Linked DNA regions of Homo sapiens: region 1 is linked to region 2. Evidence: chromatin loops called from intact Hi-C (ENCODE). Cell type or tissue: CD4-positive, alpha-beta T cell. All regions are shown on one strand. Links, peaks and the distances in the headings refer to the core of each region. The heading gives the core; the rest is flanking DNA. Region 1 overlaps KCNJ8-AS1 (KCNJ8 antisense RNA 1). Region 2 has its middle 120 kb from the start of CMAS.

What was found. Peaks named below come from ENCODE experiments on the same cell type or tissue, not always from the same donor. Only the 100,000 strongest peaks of a DNase experiment are listed, where the experiment ranks them.
Region 1: a loop joins it to region 2, with 2.5 times the contacts of the local background. A loop is called at or near these places in 4 of 110 quality-filtered maps.

What each region holds. Positions count from the first base shown.
Region 1 is chr12:21,692,965-21,701,312 of GRCh38, forward strand. The region is part of intron 1 of KCNJ8-AS1 (KCNJ8 antisense RNA 1); the gene reads left to right. Among named protein-coding and RNA genes, the nearest start is that of KCNJ8-AS1, 35 kb to the left of the region's middle. In CD4-positive, alpha-beta T cell, for the core only: CTCF peaks have their summits at 5,065 (motif pointing right) and 5,269; a DNase peak (open chromatin) is centred at 5,067.
Region 2 is chr12:22,160,189-22,168,536 of GRCh38, forward strand. No RefSeq gene overlaps it. Among named protein-coding and RNA genes, the nearest start is that of CMAS, 120 kb to the left of the region's middle. In CD4-positive, alpha-beta T cell, for the core only: no CTCF peak of the experiment used is centred there; DNase peaks (open chromatin) are centred at 3,593 and 4,253; H3K4me3 peaks cover 276 bases; H3K27ac peaks cover 2,703 bases.

The DNA.
Region 1 (8,348 bases), core at 235-8,234, 470 kb before region 2:
TGCAGAAGATTTAAACTGGACCCCTTACTTTCACCATATACAAAAATCAACTCAAGATGAATTAAAGACTTCCATGTAAAACCCAAAACTATAAAAATTTTAGAAGAAACCCTAGGAAATCCCATTCTGGACATAGGCCCTGGCAAAGATTTCATGATGAAGACTTCAAAAGCAATTGCAGCAACAATAAAACTCGACAAATGGTACCTAATTAAACTAAAGAGCTTCTGCATAGTTGAAAGAAACTATTAACAGAGTAAACAGAAAACCTACATACATAATGGGGGAAAATATTTGCAAACTATGCACCCAACAAAGGTCTAATATACATAATCTATAAGGAACTTAGACAAATTAACAAGCAAAAACCAAACAACCCCATTAAAAAATGGACAAAGGATATGAAGACACTTCTCAAAAGAAGACATACATGTAGCCAACAAACACATGAAAAGAAGCTCAACATTACTAATCGTTAGAAAAACGCAAACCAAAACCATAATGAGATACTATCTCACACCAATCGGAATGGCTATTATTAAAAGGTCAAAAAATAACCGATGCATGTGAGGTTGTGGAGAAAAGGGAGCACTTACACACCGCTGGTAGGAATGTAAATTAGTTCATCCTCTGTGGAAGTCAGTTTGGAGATTTTTCACAGGACTTAAAACAGAACTACCATTCAACCCAGCAATCCCGTTACTAGGTATATACCCAAACTACCATAAAGACACATACACGCATGTGTTCATCGTAGCACTATTTACAATAGCAAAGATGTGAAACCAGCCTAAATGCCCATCAATGATGGACTGGATAGAGAAAATGTGGTATGTATATACCATGGAATACTATGTAGCCATAAAAAGAAGGAAATCATGCCCTTTACAGTAACACGATGGAGTTGGAGGCCATTATCCTAAGCAAATTAATGCAGGAGCAGAAAAGTAAATACTGCATATTCTCTCACCTGGGAGATAAACACTGAGTACACATGGACGCAAAGAAGAGAACCATAGACACCAAGACCTACTTGGTGGTGGAGGGTAGGAGGAGGGTGAGGACCAAAAAACTACCTATCAAGTCCTATGCTTATTATCTGGGTGACTAAGAAATCCCATGACACACAATTTAGCCATGTAACAAACCTGCACACGTACCCCCCCGAACCTAAAATAAAAGTTGCAAAGAAAAAAAAACCAGTATTAAGCAGGTATATTTCTGTTTTTACTAATGTATCTTTGGGTTGATTCCTAGAAGTAAGACAGCTGGATTAAGGGTCAGGATTTTGTATTGTTTTCTAATCTCAATGGGCAGTCTTGAGGTATGTAGCTTTTGCCATGGTCATAGTGAAACTGGAAAAGTTCCCTTGTCCCCTTCGCAGGGCATGCGAGAGAGGGAGTGGCTAGCTTCTTCAGTGTTTCGCTGCTCACATCTCTGGGGGAGCATACAGATGGGCAGGATGTGGGGCTTCGACCCCATGGCAGTGTCTAGGGGTGAATTTTTACAGCTCCTGAAGCCCCAGTGAGTGTGTGCTACTGGGGGCTCTTAGTTTTGCTGTCTATAGGCAGCTTGTGTTAATCAGCTCAATTAGACACTCTGCCTCGTGGCAAGGACAGAGGCCTTTCTGTATCCCGGGTTCTTGCCTTGGTGTGCCTGAAGAATCGGTTCACACGTGGGCTTGAAGAATGAGTGCAAGGTTTTACTGAGTGGAAGTAGCTCTCAGCAGATGAGGGAGCCAGAAGGAAGATGGTTTTCCTCTGGAGTTGGGCTGCTGGATGGCCTGGGCGCTCTCCTCCGACTGCCCCAGCCAAACTCCGTGTCAGTCTGCCAGTCGGTTGGTGGCTTGTTGGCCTGCTGGTGCTTGTCGGTGCGTTCCTCTCAATGTCCAGCCACCTGCGTGTTCCTCCAGTGATGTGCTCCTCTCGATGTCCAGCCGTTTGTGTGTCTGCCTGTTAGGGTGTTGGGGGTTTTCATAGGCATAGGATGGGGGAGTGGCACGCCAGGGTGGTCTTGAAAAATGCAACATTTGGGCAGGAAAACAAAAATGCCTGTCCTCACCTAGGTCCCTGGTCACAAGGCAGGTGGTGGAGTCCTAGTCAGGGACCACGCCCTTCCCTATTTCCGTATCATTTAAAGGGCCCACACCAGCACTTCCCTTCCCAGCACTTCCCTTCCCCACTTCCGTATCAATAGCAGGGGTGGGATTCTTAGGACATCAGTGCTCACGGGAGTGGGACAGTGGTTTAATAAATAATATTATCTTTGGAGATAGACACATACACACACATACCACACACTCAAGCACCAGGTAAGTGAATAATGTTTCATTCAACCTTGTTTTCTCATCGCATTGATGAGAAAAAATATCGCTTCTTCCTACGGCCACTGTCGTGTGAACCTTGAGTATTCTCCCCATGTCTGCATGGGTTTTCTCTGGGTACTCAAATTTCCTCCCACATCCCAAAGATACGCACATTCAGTGAATTAGCATGTCTAAATGGCCCCTGTCTGAGTGAGTGTGAGTGTGTGTGCCTGAGTGTGCCCTGTGATGGGATGGCGGCCTATCCAGGGTGGGTTTCTGACTGGTGCCCTGAACTGCTGAGACAGACTCACCCACCTACAACCCCGAGCTGGAATAAATGGGTAGATAATTATCCTGCTTGAGTATATTAATAGTTAAAAAATGTATATATAGTTCAAATATTTTTCTATGTTTAATATTAGAAGTGCTTTGGCTCTTTATTTAGAAGTCTGGTGATGTTTTTGTGACCAGAAATTTGTTGTAGGAACTGAATCTTATTTATATCAAGTAGCTGGTGGTAAAATTGGTTTTGTTATATGTCGTTTTGTTTAAACTTTTGTTTAACAAGCAATAGGTTCAAAGAACCTATTTAAGATATAAAGTGAGGAATTAATGTGTGTGTGTGTGTATATATATATATTTTGTAAAATCACTGCCTTTTTAAAGGGTAATTTGGGAACATTTTTATCATTCCTCGGAACGAAGGATAAACATTCCTTTCCTTAAAAATAACATTGGAACATCATTTTCCAGAAATATAAGAATTCTCTCACAGTGGTTGCTATTTTACTTTTCAATGACTTGCCAAAACTAGAAAGCAGAACATATAAAATTTCATCTGGAAATGATTTCTGGGACTTATGTGGTTTTTGTGCTGCTATTCTTTTTTGTGTGTTTTTATGTTAGGAAAAGTCATAGAAGAAGCCAAATTTGGTGTAGGAGCTGAATTAGTTACTGTGATTTACTAGAGATGGACAGGGACTGTGGCAGTCTTTGGCAGGCCTCGAGGAGCAAACTGACAAAGCTGTCATTTTCACATTTAGAATTTTCCATGTGTTCACTGCCAGCCTAGAAACCCCAGGAGCGTGGTGTCCCCTACATTTTCCAATATGTGAAGATGTTCTACCCAGATCTCTCATATGATTGATTCTACAGCCCATATAGAGTCTTGCCCTGTTATTCTAGAGTCACCATTCAGAGTCATCCAATATTCTGAAGAGCTCTTTTCCTTTCATAAAGGCCTTTTCATATCGCTGAAAACAGTTAATCATCAATCTGCATTGAATATCCAGTATATAAAAGAGACTGAAATAATAAACGCCAACTTTTATTGAGTGCTTAACATGTCACAGGCATGATGCTAGTTAAGCTCTTTTCATGGATTATCTCACCTAATTTTCAAAAAGGTTTATTAGTATTTCAAAGGGGCAAAACTGAAGATCTGAAGCCTAGTACTTTTGCAATACTGTAAAGTTGCTAGTGGTAGAATGCTTTCTGATTTTGAAATCCACACTGTTAACCAAGAGACCACTTCATTAGCTAATGAGGGTTCTCTGGAGTTGCTAAAGGAAATGTCATTCATACTTTCTTGAGAGGAATGGATCATATTGCACAGGAAAGGGATGTAAGAACATATATGTATTGTTCTTACATCATATATGTGTGTGTACTAAAGCCCTGTTAGAATGATGAGCAAGGAAGGAATGAGTTTAACCTTTAAATTAGACTGACCTTGCTTCAAAACTTGGTTTCTCCACTCACTCCCAGTGCAGACTTAGATGAGTTATTCATTGCTCTGAGCCAAGTTTTCTCCACGCTTAAATAGGAATAATAATTCTCCAAAGTTTTTTTGAGAATTTGGAAATACTAATATGTGCATAAAATGATTGAAACAGTGTCTGACATATAGAAAGCAAACCCTAAAAAGTAATATATAGATAACCTTTGAGGCATTTTCAAGTCAGTGAATTTTTACGTTTGGCAAGGACCTGGGTAGTTGAAGAGGATAATATGATAGGCAATACAAGTGAAAATAAAAGAAAGCATAAAGACTTGAAAGCAGAAACAAACAAATGGTGTGTGTGTGTGTGCAACGTAAGAAAGTTTGATTTCCTATATAGAGAGTTTAGTATGCTGTGTAATGTGAGATCACATTGCTTAGTGTGTGATAGAAGCTTGGGTGTAATAGAAGCTTAGATATGATGGGAGCTGCTGTGGAATCCCCCTGCAGAGTCAAAGTCTGTCATGTTGAAACTCCACACTGTCAAAAGCAATGGTATCTTGAAGTTTGTCTGATTTAATTATGTTGACAACTTCCTAGGAAAGACACCTTCAGAGCCTGATAGAGGCAAGCAGGTGATGAGATGTCCGTTTTGTATGCTGTGCCCACCACATAGCATGATTGTAAATACTTAGTTCTCTTGAAATAACAACTGTGAAGGAGGAGTGCCATGGGGAGGTGAAACGGATGCAATGATCATTTAACTTTTTCTATGGTTCTTGGGCCTGAAAAGTAGGAACACCTCTATGTTCCTGGAAATTGAGAAAAAAAAAATGTGAATCAGAAGAGATCATATATTCCGTATTGCGACTACTCTGAGTCATATCAGTAACACAAACATTTGATAATCATTTCTTAATTAAACTTCTGAACATTTTTTGACATTTTATAAAACAATGCTTTTCCCAAACTAATTCTATTTTGAGCTATCAGAATGTATATCCTGTTTTCTTGCATTTTCACCACCAGATGGCAGTGATAACCTATTCATTCATTTCTTTCTCTTTTTTTTTTTTTTTTAATCGTTCTCTTGTTTAATGTTATTCTAGAAATGAACCAGTAGCTCTAAATTAAAAGTGATGGCCAAAAATTCCCACTTTATTTTCTACGACAAGTCAGCATGCTAGAGTCACAGTTCCCTTGTGCAAAGAAGTGAACAAAACGTGCATGGAGGGAAGCACAGGAAATATCGTGATTTTGTGTGAGAGCTGGAATGCCACTAAGTAATAAATGACTCTGGTAAATTGTAAAAGACTACCTTGGGTTGTGTATATTAAAAGTATATAAATTTCCGTGTGTGTTTGTGTCAGAGAGAGAGAGGTCTTTGGGTTTGGGGTAGAGGTTGTATAAATGTGACTTCAAAATGTCGCCTGTCATAGGCTACCCTTGTCACATTCTAGGGTTAACCCTGTTAAGGGTGAAAAAGTGAAGTTATCAAAAAATGAAGTGGGCCCTTACACAGCACAGATGTACATGACCTCGGTCTTTACTCCACTTAATCACCACTTCCTTACTCAGTTTGTCTTAATATTGCTTATTTCATTTTTCAGATATTTTCTGCAAGAATAGTTTTCTTGTTTAACTATCCTGGATTTACAAATACATGTTTCAGCTTGGAAAACAAAATTTTTTGTTTAACTTTTTGTATTTCGTAGCAATAGCAATGAAAATCTTCTAAAGATTGGGGGAAAAACCTATAATTTTTTTGGACACACTTCTTTAAACTTTGCTTGATGAGGCTGTTTTTAAATGAAACATTCACATGCAAAATTCAAGAGACCGGGAAAAATAGTCTGAAATTGATAAAGTTGTTTGTCCATTGTATTTTTAGTCAGGATTATCTGGACCATTTTTTAACATCTTGGAGTCGTCAGTTGATCTGGTTTTAGTTTCAGCTGAAAAGGACAATTTTCTGTTCTCCTTCAGTTAACCAAGACGTGGTCACAGACCAGGCAACACAGGTTTTGTCAGTGAGATACCATGGAAAGGAAAAGAGGCCTTATAATTATAATCAATAGGTCTGGGTTTGATGGTGTACTTTCAAAGACCACACATATGGCTGTGGGCATGTTTTTATCATGATCTATAAAATGGGGATAATAACGCCTATATGGGGTTCATTGAGATAAAGTCTATGATCTTTTGGCATGCACGCAATAGTCAATAGAGAGTTTTCTTTCTCTCTCAGTTTACCCCCTGGATAAAAGTAGGTTGATTCTGGCTTAAGTTACAAAGAGGAAAAGCTGTGTCTTCCACATTTGTTTCTTCCAGAAGTTTACTCCATAACCATCCACTTCCATGCCTTTCTTTGGTCTGGAATTTTCCTGATGATAAGCTAATGGGGAAAATAATTTTTTATTCTTATGCTTTTTGCAGCCTTTTAAAACACATAATATGCATCTAGAAGTTAAGCTTCTTTACTTAATTGAATAAGAAACAACATTACAAATGAATGCAACATAGTGAAGATTAAATAAGGTAATTAACAGGTCGGTGCTTTGAAACGTTTATTCTGTTATAGGATTGGAAGGATGTAAGAGCATGCTTTAATATAGAAGGTTTCTAAAAGCCTATGTCTTAAAGGGGCCTCTAAGATCCATCTCCACTAAAGAGCTTCCAACTCTGATATATATTTCTGATATATATTTCTGAGCAGATATGGTAATTGGCCTTTATGTTCTGGAATGACACAGATTTCCAAAGGCAGGCAACATTCAGTCTTTCCTACAGTTTCGGCATTGACTGATTGATATTTTATTTTCAAATAGCTTTATACTTTATTTTTGAAATAGAGGATAATGTTCCTATGGAATCTTGGCATCCTGAAGGAATAACTTGTGTTTTAAAAATTTGCTTGGGGACATTGTGGTGTTTAGGAACTCAAAAACCACATGGCACTTTGACAAACCTGTGCAATCAAACCATATTTGTTCAATGAAAGCTTTGGGTTGCCTTATTCTAGAATGTTGAATGCTCAATAGCTTCCTGACTTTGATGTGGTGAAGTTGGAGAATTTTTCATGTGGGGAGTAGTAATCACTTTCTATCTTGCAATGGTGGTACAGGAATTTGTTTTTATGGGAGATGTTCCCTTTCATCCAGGAGTTTCCCAATGCTAATGTTGGATGAGAAGCTCTGAAATCCAGTGAAGGAACCAAAATGCAGTACAGTTCTTCCCTAGTAGCTAAAGGGGGTTGGTTCCAGTACCCTCCACCCCTTGTGGATAACAAAATCTGTGGATGCTCAAGTCCCTTATACAAAATGGCATAGTATTTGCATACAACTGTGCACATCCTCTTGTATATTTTAAATCATCTCTAGATTACTTATAATACTTAATATCATGTAAATGATGTATACATAGTTGTTATACTATGTTGTTTTAAAAATTTGTATTATTTTATTATTGTATTGTTATTTTTTATATTTTTGTCCACAATATTTTCAATCTGAGGTTGGTTGAATCTGAGACATTGGAACCCATGGCTATGGAGGATTGACTGTACCTTCAGACTGAAGCATTAAGTGTACTATTTAGTAATAGTAATTGTATCTATTGGCTGAACTTTGTTTCTGCAAAGTTAGAAATCCTCCCTACCCCATATTTTGATTTATGTAGCCTAAGGCCTCTTTGTTTTAGATAGGTGTGTAGATGCTTCCCTCCCCCAAGAATTTATTCACAGGAGATGGGAAGCTGAGACTCTGTTATCACTGACGGATGCAAAGACTGTTCATCATTTTATGAGGGAAGCCAGAGAAATGAGATGGACTGGGCTTAGTGGAAAAGAACCTTAACATTTGTCCTTCGCAAGGAGTTACGTGCAATTGACATTTGTGATTGTCTTGTCGGGAGCATGTAGCCAGAGACTCCTGTGGGAAGAGATGCGCAAGAGAGAAAATATTGATAGATATGAATGTAGACACACATATACATATACCATAGGCATATCTGTATGTACATACAAAATAGTTTATCAGATCTTACTGATATATTTCCAATTAAAATTAGGGAAAGAGATGTGTGTGTCAGGGATTGTTTTTACTTTAACTACAACTACTTTCTTCTGTATCAAGAATCTTGGTTCCCATGAATGCAGGAGATAATAAAATTAGAATTTCCCGTAATTATTACTTTATCCCATGTTATAAACAGAATAGTCTTAAAATAACCATACCAAAATCTCCACCATGAAAAATTACTGAGAATTGTTCAAATATATTTTGCATATTCTACACATTATGTCAATTTTTTATAACTTCACTA
Region 2 (8,348 bases), core at 341-8,340:
ATTCAGTGGGATTAAGTACTTCACCCCAGAATAAATTTAGCTAGAATATCACTGCTATTGGTACATATGACTAACCTGAAAACCCATTCTCCAAATCACTGTGATATTCTTCCTAGAAGTGTTTGTGCAAGAATGTGTGTGTATGCATGTATAAGTAAAATGTCCTGAGTAATAAATCTTTAAATGTCAGATGTTTATATCTGCTGTTTATTGTCCTAAGCTTTTTTTATTCTCTTCCAGTTCTAAAAATATTATTTGCGTCTTTGGAGCTTTCCAGAACCCTAGACATAATACCTAGTGGGATATTAAAACTTAAAGCAGAATATAGGCCCCATAAGTGCAGTAGAAGAACAAAGCTACGGAAGCTGAGAGGAAGGAAGCCACATCTGGCAGACAGATCAGTAACGATTACTAGGGACAGTCGCCTTTGACAAGGGCCAATTTGAAGATAGAAAGGCTTTTCACAGAAAAAGTGTGGGTGGGCTGTGAAGTCTGAAAAGAGTGGGGCTATAGGAAAAAGATTTTAGGCCTGCAGGACAGTGCATAAGAAGTTTCAGCCACAACAATCTTGGTTGAAGATAGAATAGGTGCAGCAGTAGTGAGGTTAAAAAGTCCACCTGGGCCTCTGCGGTGGAAAGTGCTGAATGTCTGAGTGAGGGATCTGCTCCCATTCTGGGGTATAATCACATGGGGTCACAAATTCTCTTCTCCACAGAGGCTGGGTAGGAAATGGAAGAGAGTAAATAGTGCTAAATGTATGATGAAGACATATACAAGTTTTTCCATATTATATAGTTAGAAATGGTCTGCATTCCCATAAGCAAATATGTAGCCTTCTCAGGTTTTCATTTTCTTATGTTTGAAAAACAGACAAGGTTAGAGAAATATTTCTCCACTCTAAGAAAAACAACAGCACAAGAGTAACATAAATAACAACTTATGCTTGGCTCCAGCAGGGAGATAACAGGGAGTGTTGGGGACTCTGGCAAACTGGGGAGTATTTACTTTGTTTATAGGGAGCAGACAATACTCAGCTGTTTACTGTCTCATGAAAGCCTAGGTCACTGTTTGCAGATCTTTTAGTTTTTATGAGAAATCAGATTTATATATAAAATCCCTTAACTATTTAACAAATGGGTAAAAATTTTGTTTTAAAACTGAGAAACCCAAACAAACAAAACATATATTCCATCGAAATTAGAACCATAGGTGGCTCATTTGCAACCTTTGCCTAGAACGTCATTCAGGCTTTTTTTTGATAGAATAAAAGGTGAGAATTTACTTTGGGAATGTTATCTAGATGCTGTGTGTAAAGCGAATGAAAGCAAAAGGGGAACTTGGAAGCAGGCAACTCAGTCAGGATAGGCAAAAATCTTGGCTTGAACTGACTAGGTAGCCAAGGAAATGAAAGGTATTTTCAGGTGTAGGACTATGAAGAAAGAAAGTCTGGGATGCGGCAGCAGGATGGAGGGTATATAAAACAAACAAACAACAACAACCATCAAAAAAAGTGGAGTGATTGCTTACAGAAATAATAAACTCAGGAAGGAAGTTATTTTTCTTTCTCCCATTGCTTTGGCACCAGAGATAGGTATGATGATGACTTTGAGGTCAGGATAAAACAGATTCCAGAACAGGAAATGTTAAGCAACAGGAATCACAACTGGTAGAATGAAATCACTGGTGACATGAACAAAGAAGTCATAAGTAGAGATGGAGTGTAGATGTCAGTGAGCTTGGAGCTTCATTGTGGTGCTATTTTTTTCTTTATATATATATATTTATTATACTTTAAGTTCTAGGGTACATGTGCACAACGTGCAGGTTTGTTACATATGTATACATGTGCCATGTTGATGTGCTGCACCCATTAACTCGTCATTTACATTAGGTATATCTCCTAATGCTATCCCTCCCCCCTCCCCCCACCCCACAACAGGCCCCGGTGTGTGATGTTCCCCTTCCTGTGTCCGGAGTGTTCTCATTGTTCACTTCCCACCTATGAGTGAGAACATGCGATGTTTGGTTTTTTGTCCTTGTGATAGTTTGCTGAGAATGATGGTTTCCAGCTTCATCCATGTCCCTACAAAGGACATGAACTCATCCTTTTTTATGGCTGTATAGTATTCCATGGTGTATATGTGCCACATTTTCTTAATTCAGTCTATCATTGTTGGACATTTGGGTTGGTTCCAAGTCTTTGCTATTGTGAATAGTGCTGCAATAAACATACGTGTGCATGTGTCTTTATAGCAGCATGATTTACAATCCTTTGGGTATATACCTGGGAATAGGATTGCTGGGTCAAATAGTATTTCTAGTTCTAGATCCTTGAGGAATCACCACACTGTCTTCCACTTTTTAAGACAAGTTGATTTTTCATTTGAAATTCTTTCCATTGGAGCAACGCTGTCAGGCCAGAGCTGGAAAATACTCTTTCAGCATTTTATTCAGCACTTAAAATGGGCCAGATATTATTCTGGCTAAGGGAAATATACCCTGAATGAGATTGAAATGTGTATGTTTTTATGGAGAGAATTTTAGCTCACAGGATGAGAATTATTTTTAATTGACAAATTAACAAGAAAATATCAAGTAGCAATAAGTACAATACAAAAAACAAAACGAGGGTGATACAGTATGGAATAATTGGGGGATGCTACTTTAATTTGGGTGGTCATGGAAAGCTTCTCTGATGAGGGGCTGGTCTTTATTTTCTGTATTCAAAGGGTGATCCTCTAGAATCTTAAGCATGTCTTGTTGTATGAAATAAAAAGAGCTAAAATTAGAAAGACTGACCACACCAAGTTTTGGTGAGAATGTGGAAGAACTAGAACTCCCTACTTCGTAAAACAGTTTGAGAATTTCTTGAGATGTTAAACATATTTCTGCCGCATGATTTAGCCATTCTACTCTTAGGTATTTACCTAACAGAATTAAGAACAAACCTCCACAAAAAGACCTGTACATAAATGCTCACAGCAATTTGATTTGCAATAGCAACAAACAAAAAGGTGCATCAGCAAGTGAATGAAAAAACAATGTATGATATATATCATATTCACCAATAACAAGAAAGAAACAGTTGATATGTGCTCTACATGGATGCATCTCAAAATAATTTTGCTGGGTTAAGAGAAGCCAGAAAAAGGGTACATGTAGCGTGATTTTATTGATATAAAAATCTGAAAACTGCCAGGCATGGTGGCTCATGCCTGTAATCCCAGCACTTTGGGATGCTGAGGCAGGCAGATCACTTGAAGTCAGGAGTTTGAGACCAGCCTGGCCAAGATGGCCTAACCCTGTCTCCATTAAAAATACAAAAATTAGCTAGGTTTGGTGGTAGGTGCCTGTAATCCCAGCTACTCAGGAGGCTGAGGCAGGAGAATCACTTGAACCCAGGAGGTGAAGGCTGCAGTAAGCCAAGATCGTGCCACTGCACTCCAGCCTGGGTGACAGAGCGAAACACTGTCAAAAACAAAACAAAAATCCAAAAACTGCAAACTTGTCTGTAATAAAAGAATGCAGATCACTGGTTCCTCAGGGTAGGAAGGAAGTGGGCAGAGGCAGGAGGCAGGGACACAAAGGGGCATGAGGCATGAGAAATCTTTTGGGTGTGATTGATCTGCTCAATATGTTGATTGTGGTGATGGCTTCACAAGTGTGTACATATGTCAGCTGCACACTTTAAATATGTAGTTTGTTGCATACCAATTATACCTGAATGAAGCAATTAAATGATTGAAGAAAATATTTACATAATTAAAGCCCAACAATCAGAAGATGACCGTAACACTCCATGTGATGTGTGTCATGTGTTCACTATAAAGTGGGTCTTGAAAATTATTACTGAAATTATCTGATAAATCATTTTTTATCAACTGTTCGAAGTCTTTTTCATTAGAAATGCGATCAGTAGTTTTTTTATTAATGTAAAATCTATTGGAGATATCATGTAATCATTTTGGTGTCTTTCTTGCTAAAGTTATTGCTTTTTAATGTTTTTCTTCTCAGTGGCTCTGCCCTTATTTTCTCCGCCCTCACTGCCTGCCACTTCCTCCTCCTCTCCTCTGTCCTTTTCAGTGTGTTACTTCCTCTCAGCCATAAAAATATACTACATCAAAAGGCAAATGAACCAAAGCATTACCGACTTTAAATATCAGGGCTTTATTTCCTCATTTAGCTGCTGATTCCGACACACTTTATGCAGATGAGGCTCAGATTGGGGAACTATCTTATACCTGGATTGTGGGTGTTTTTCTGTAGTTCAGAAGATTAATTGCTTTTCTTCTTTTAAGTTTCACACAGGTTTTGGTCCATAGTTACCAAGGAGCTTAGCGATGAATAAATAGGTGTACTGTAGAGATTGTTATGGGAGGAGTTATTAGGGTTTTTCCATCAAGTAGGTCTTGTTTATTGATTCAGCTCAGTTTATACACCATGCTCACAGGTACATATGAATTCTGAAAGGTTGCTGTGATGGTTAATTTTTTTTTCTTTTTTTGAGACAAAGTCTCACTCTGACGCCCAGGCCGGAGTGCAGTGGTGCGATCTCAGCTCACTGCAGCCTCTGCCTCCTGGGTTAAAGCTATTCTCCTGTCTCAGCGTCCCAAGTAGCTAGGATCACAGGTGCCCACCAACACACCCAGCTAATTTTTGTATTTTTAGTAGAGCTGGGGTTTTGCCATATTGGCCAGGCTGGTCTCGAATTCCTGACCTCAAGTGATCCTCCTGCCTCGGCCTCCCAAAGTGCTGGGATTATAGGTGTGACCCACCACATCTGGCCAATGGTTAATATTGAGTGTCAATTTATGATACTTTGGACTTGGACTTTCAGGTTAATGCTGTAATGAGTTAAGACCTTGGGGGACTGCTGGAAAGGCATCGTCGTGTTTTGAAATGTGAGCACATGCGATTTGGGAGGGGACAGGGATGAAATGATATGGTTTGGCTCTGTCCCCACCCAAATATCATCTTGAATTGTTATTCCCATTATTCCTACATGTTGTGGGAGAGGCCTGGTGGAAGGTAATTGAATCATGGGGGTGGTTATTCCCCTGCTTCTGTTCTGGTAATAATAAGTGAGTTCTCAGGAGATCTGATGGTTTTATAAAGGGCTTTTCTCCCTTTTGCCAGGCACTTCTCCTTGCTGCCGCTGTGTAAAAAAGAATGTGTTTGCTTCCCCTTCTGCCATGATTGTAAGTTTCCTGAGGCCTCCCAAGCCATGCTGAACTGTGAGTCAATTACACCTCTTCCCTTTATAAATTACCCAGTCTTTGGTATTTCTTTATAAGCAGTGTGAGGATACACTAATACAGTTGCTAAAAGTAGCACTAATACCAAGTGAAGTCAGTGTTAATTGAAGTACCAAAGATGCAAACTTTCACTTTTTTCTCATGAACCTTGGAAGGGTGACCTATGAAAAGCTAAGACGATTTGGGATCAACTATCGGATAAAATCATTGGTGCAAACAAGAACTCAAAGGTTGGTGCAAACAAGAACTCAGAGGAATCTGACAAATCAAGAACTCAGAAAGAAAAGAAAATTTAATCAATAAGAGCAATTTCTTTCCTCTTCCCTCCACCCATAACCCTTACAATACTTGATTGTTCCGAATGAATTGGAAAGGTTCCAGTGAACAATTTACAGGGGTAGAATTAAACTTTTAGCTCAGTTCCTTTCTTCTTAAGACCTAACCACTGATCCCAGTATACAGTTTTCTAAATGAAAAAGAAGATTACTCTACAATGGAGAATAATGTCTTTGGAAGATACAAAATCCTATCACAGAAGGTTTATAAAATATTATTTGATAATAAAGTTAGAACTCATAAAAATGACCTCTTGAGATTTCCACAGATATTATACTTCTGCCATCCTTTGAAGGCTTAGTGAATTGACACAGTAACAAGATGAATAAGAAAATTCAGAATGAAGAGTGTATTTTATTTAAATTAGAGGAATTCCATTTTAAATATAGTCTGTATATTCAGGCCACCTAAACTGAGGATACAAATAACCTCCTTTTGATAGTTTCTGAGGGTTTCCATGGCATGATCCCAAGCAGTCATGACTAATTCAGCTCACCTACCTCCAAAGTCTACCAGATACATCATCTCATGGGCAGTCCAATTTTCCCTCACCAGCCGCGTGTATGCCCTGCAATACACTTTGCAATTACCACTACAGATGATTGTTCTGAGGCCACAGATGTGACAGAGGACAGCTTGGGGAAAATTCTCATTCACCCAACCTGCCTCTCCACCCAGTTCCCTACAATACTGTAAAAGCCACTCTTTTGGCTTAGCATGATGTGGGAAGATGATTAGCAAGTACTGAATGATACACATGGAAATTAAATATGATACTCATAGTTTTCATCCCTAGTATTGATGACTAGGTTGACTTAGACCAACTTCCCTATTGAAAACAATAAAAAATAGACAAATTTTTAAAAAATCCATTTGAAGACATAAGAAATGGTGAGAATTTTAAAGGTGAAAGTCTAGAAGAAGAGAGAATAAGAGATGAACAGAGCATTTGAGTTGAAATTTTACTTCAATTTACTTGGTAATTTCAAAAGCAAAAAGCATAGCTGAAAACCTAAAAATTAGGCAGAACTTCTGCAGTCTCAGGAGAGTTAAAGAACAAAAATGGCAGGTTAGGACTCTTCAAGGAGGAGGGGCTTTTGGTAAAGATCCCTGACATAGAAATAAGGGTGACCTGGAAGTAGAATATACTCACAGAGACTGAAGTCTTTATATCAACTAAGTCTTTAAAAAATTTAAGGTGACCCACCTCTATCCTAACCTTCTGTCAAAGCAAAATAAATTATTCAGGAAGGAAGATACAATAATTAAGAGCACCCAGTTATCTTGAAGGTTTTTAATATGCAATTTCCTGCACTCAATCCAAAATTGACATATTAAAAATTTTGAGTCAAACGCCAGAGAAAAAGCAGACAAAAGAATCAGATATATAGGTGATCTAAACATTAAAGTTGCCAGACACATAATTTAAATAAGTATGACAATATATTCAAGAAAATAAATGAAAGAATGAAGAATTTCAACAAAAATTGAATATAATTTATATAAAAAACCAGGCCAGGTGTGGTGGCTCACGCCTGTAATCACAGCACTTTGGGAGGCTGAGGCAGGTGGATCACCTGAGGTCAGGACTTCGAGACCAGCCTGATGAACATGGGGAAACCCCGTCTCTACTAAAAACAAAAAATTAGTCAGGCGTGGTGGCGCGCGCCTGTAAACCCAGCTACTTGGGAGGCTGAGGTAGAATTTCTTGAACCCAGGAGGCAGAGGTTGCAATGAGCCGAGATTGCACCATTGCACTCCAGCCTGGGCAACAAAAGCGAAACTCTGCCAAAAGAAAAAAAAAAAAAGAGAAATTTTAGAGCTTAAAATTTTTTAAATGGAATTCAGACCTCAGTGAATACATTTAAAGTCAAATCACACAGAGCTAAAGAAAGAATTAATAAACTGGGAGAAAGGGCAGAAGAAATTATACAAACTAAATCACAGAAACCAAAGGATGGAAATACACAGGCAAGAACATAAGAGATATATGCCATACAGTGAAAAGATCTAAAGTATGTAAAATTCAAATCTCAGGAGAAAAGGTTAGAAAAGATGGGCAGAGCATTTTGAAAAGCTAATAGGCAATAATTTTTCAAAGTTTATGAATGACATCAAGCTTCCAATTTAAGAAGGGCTACAGCGACAAGCAAGATAAATACAAAGAAAACTACACACAGGCACGCTGTTAAAAATTAGAGACAAATTTTTAAAAAATATTAAAAGCAGTCAGAAAAGGTGACCCACTTCTAACAGGATAAAGTAGTTCACAACAGGTCAGGGACACCAAACAAATAAACAGAAAATCCAGGTAAATTACATCAGTCATATATTTAAGAGCATCAGAGAGGGGTGAAAGCAACAATGACTTGGAGAAAAATTTCAAAGAAGGAAAATCCTTCAGAAGGAAGTAGAAGATCTGCAACTATTCATAAAGGCATTTGCTGATTCTGGGCACTGCCAGGGTGAAAAAAATCAGGCTTGTCCCCTGAGAGAAAAATTTTCTTGAGAAACAAAGTGGTGGGGGGATAAAAAGAGATTTTCATGAAGCTAGAGTGACACAAGATTTGAGATGCTCAAAATAGATCACAGACCTAAAATGTAAAGCTAAAACTATATACATACATATATACTATAAACATACACACATATTTTTTTAATCTCAATGTAATTAATTTTTTAATTTTTATTCTATTATTCTTTGTTCTTGTTTTTAATTGACAAATAAAAATTATATATGTTTATGGGGCACAATGT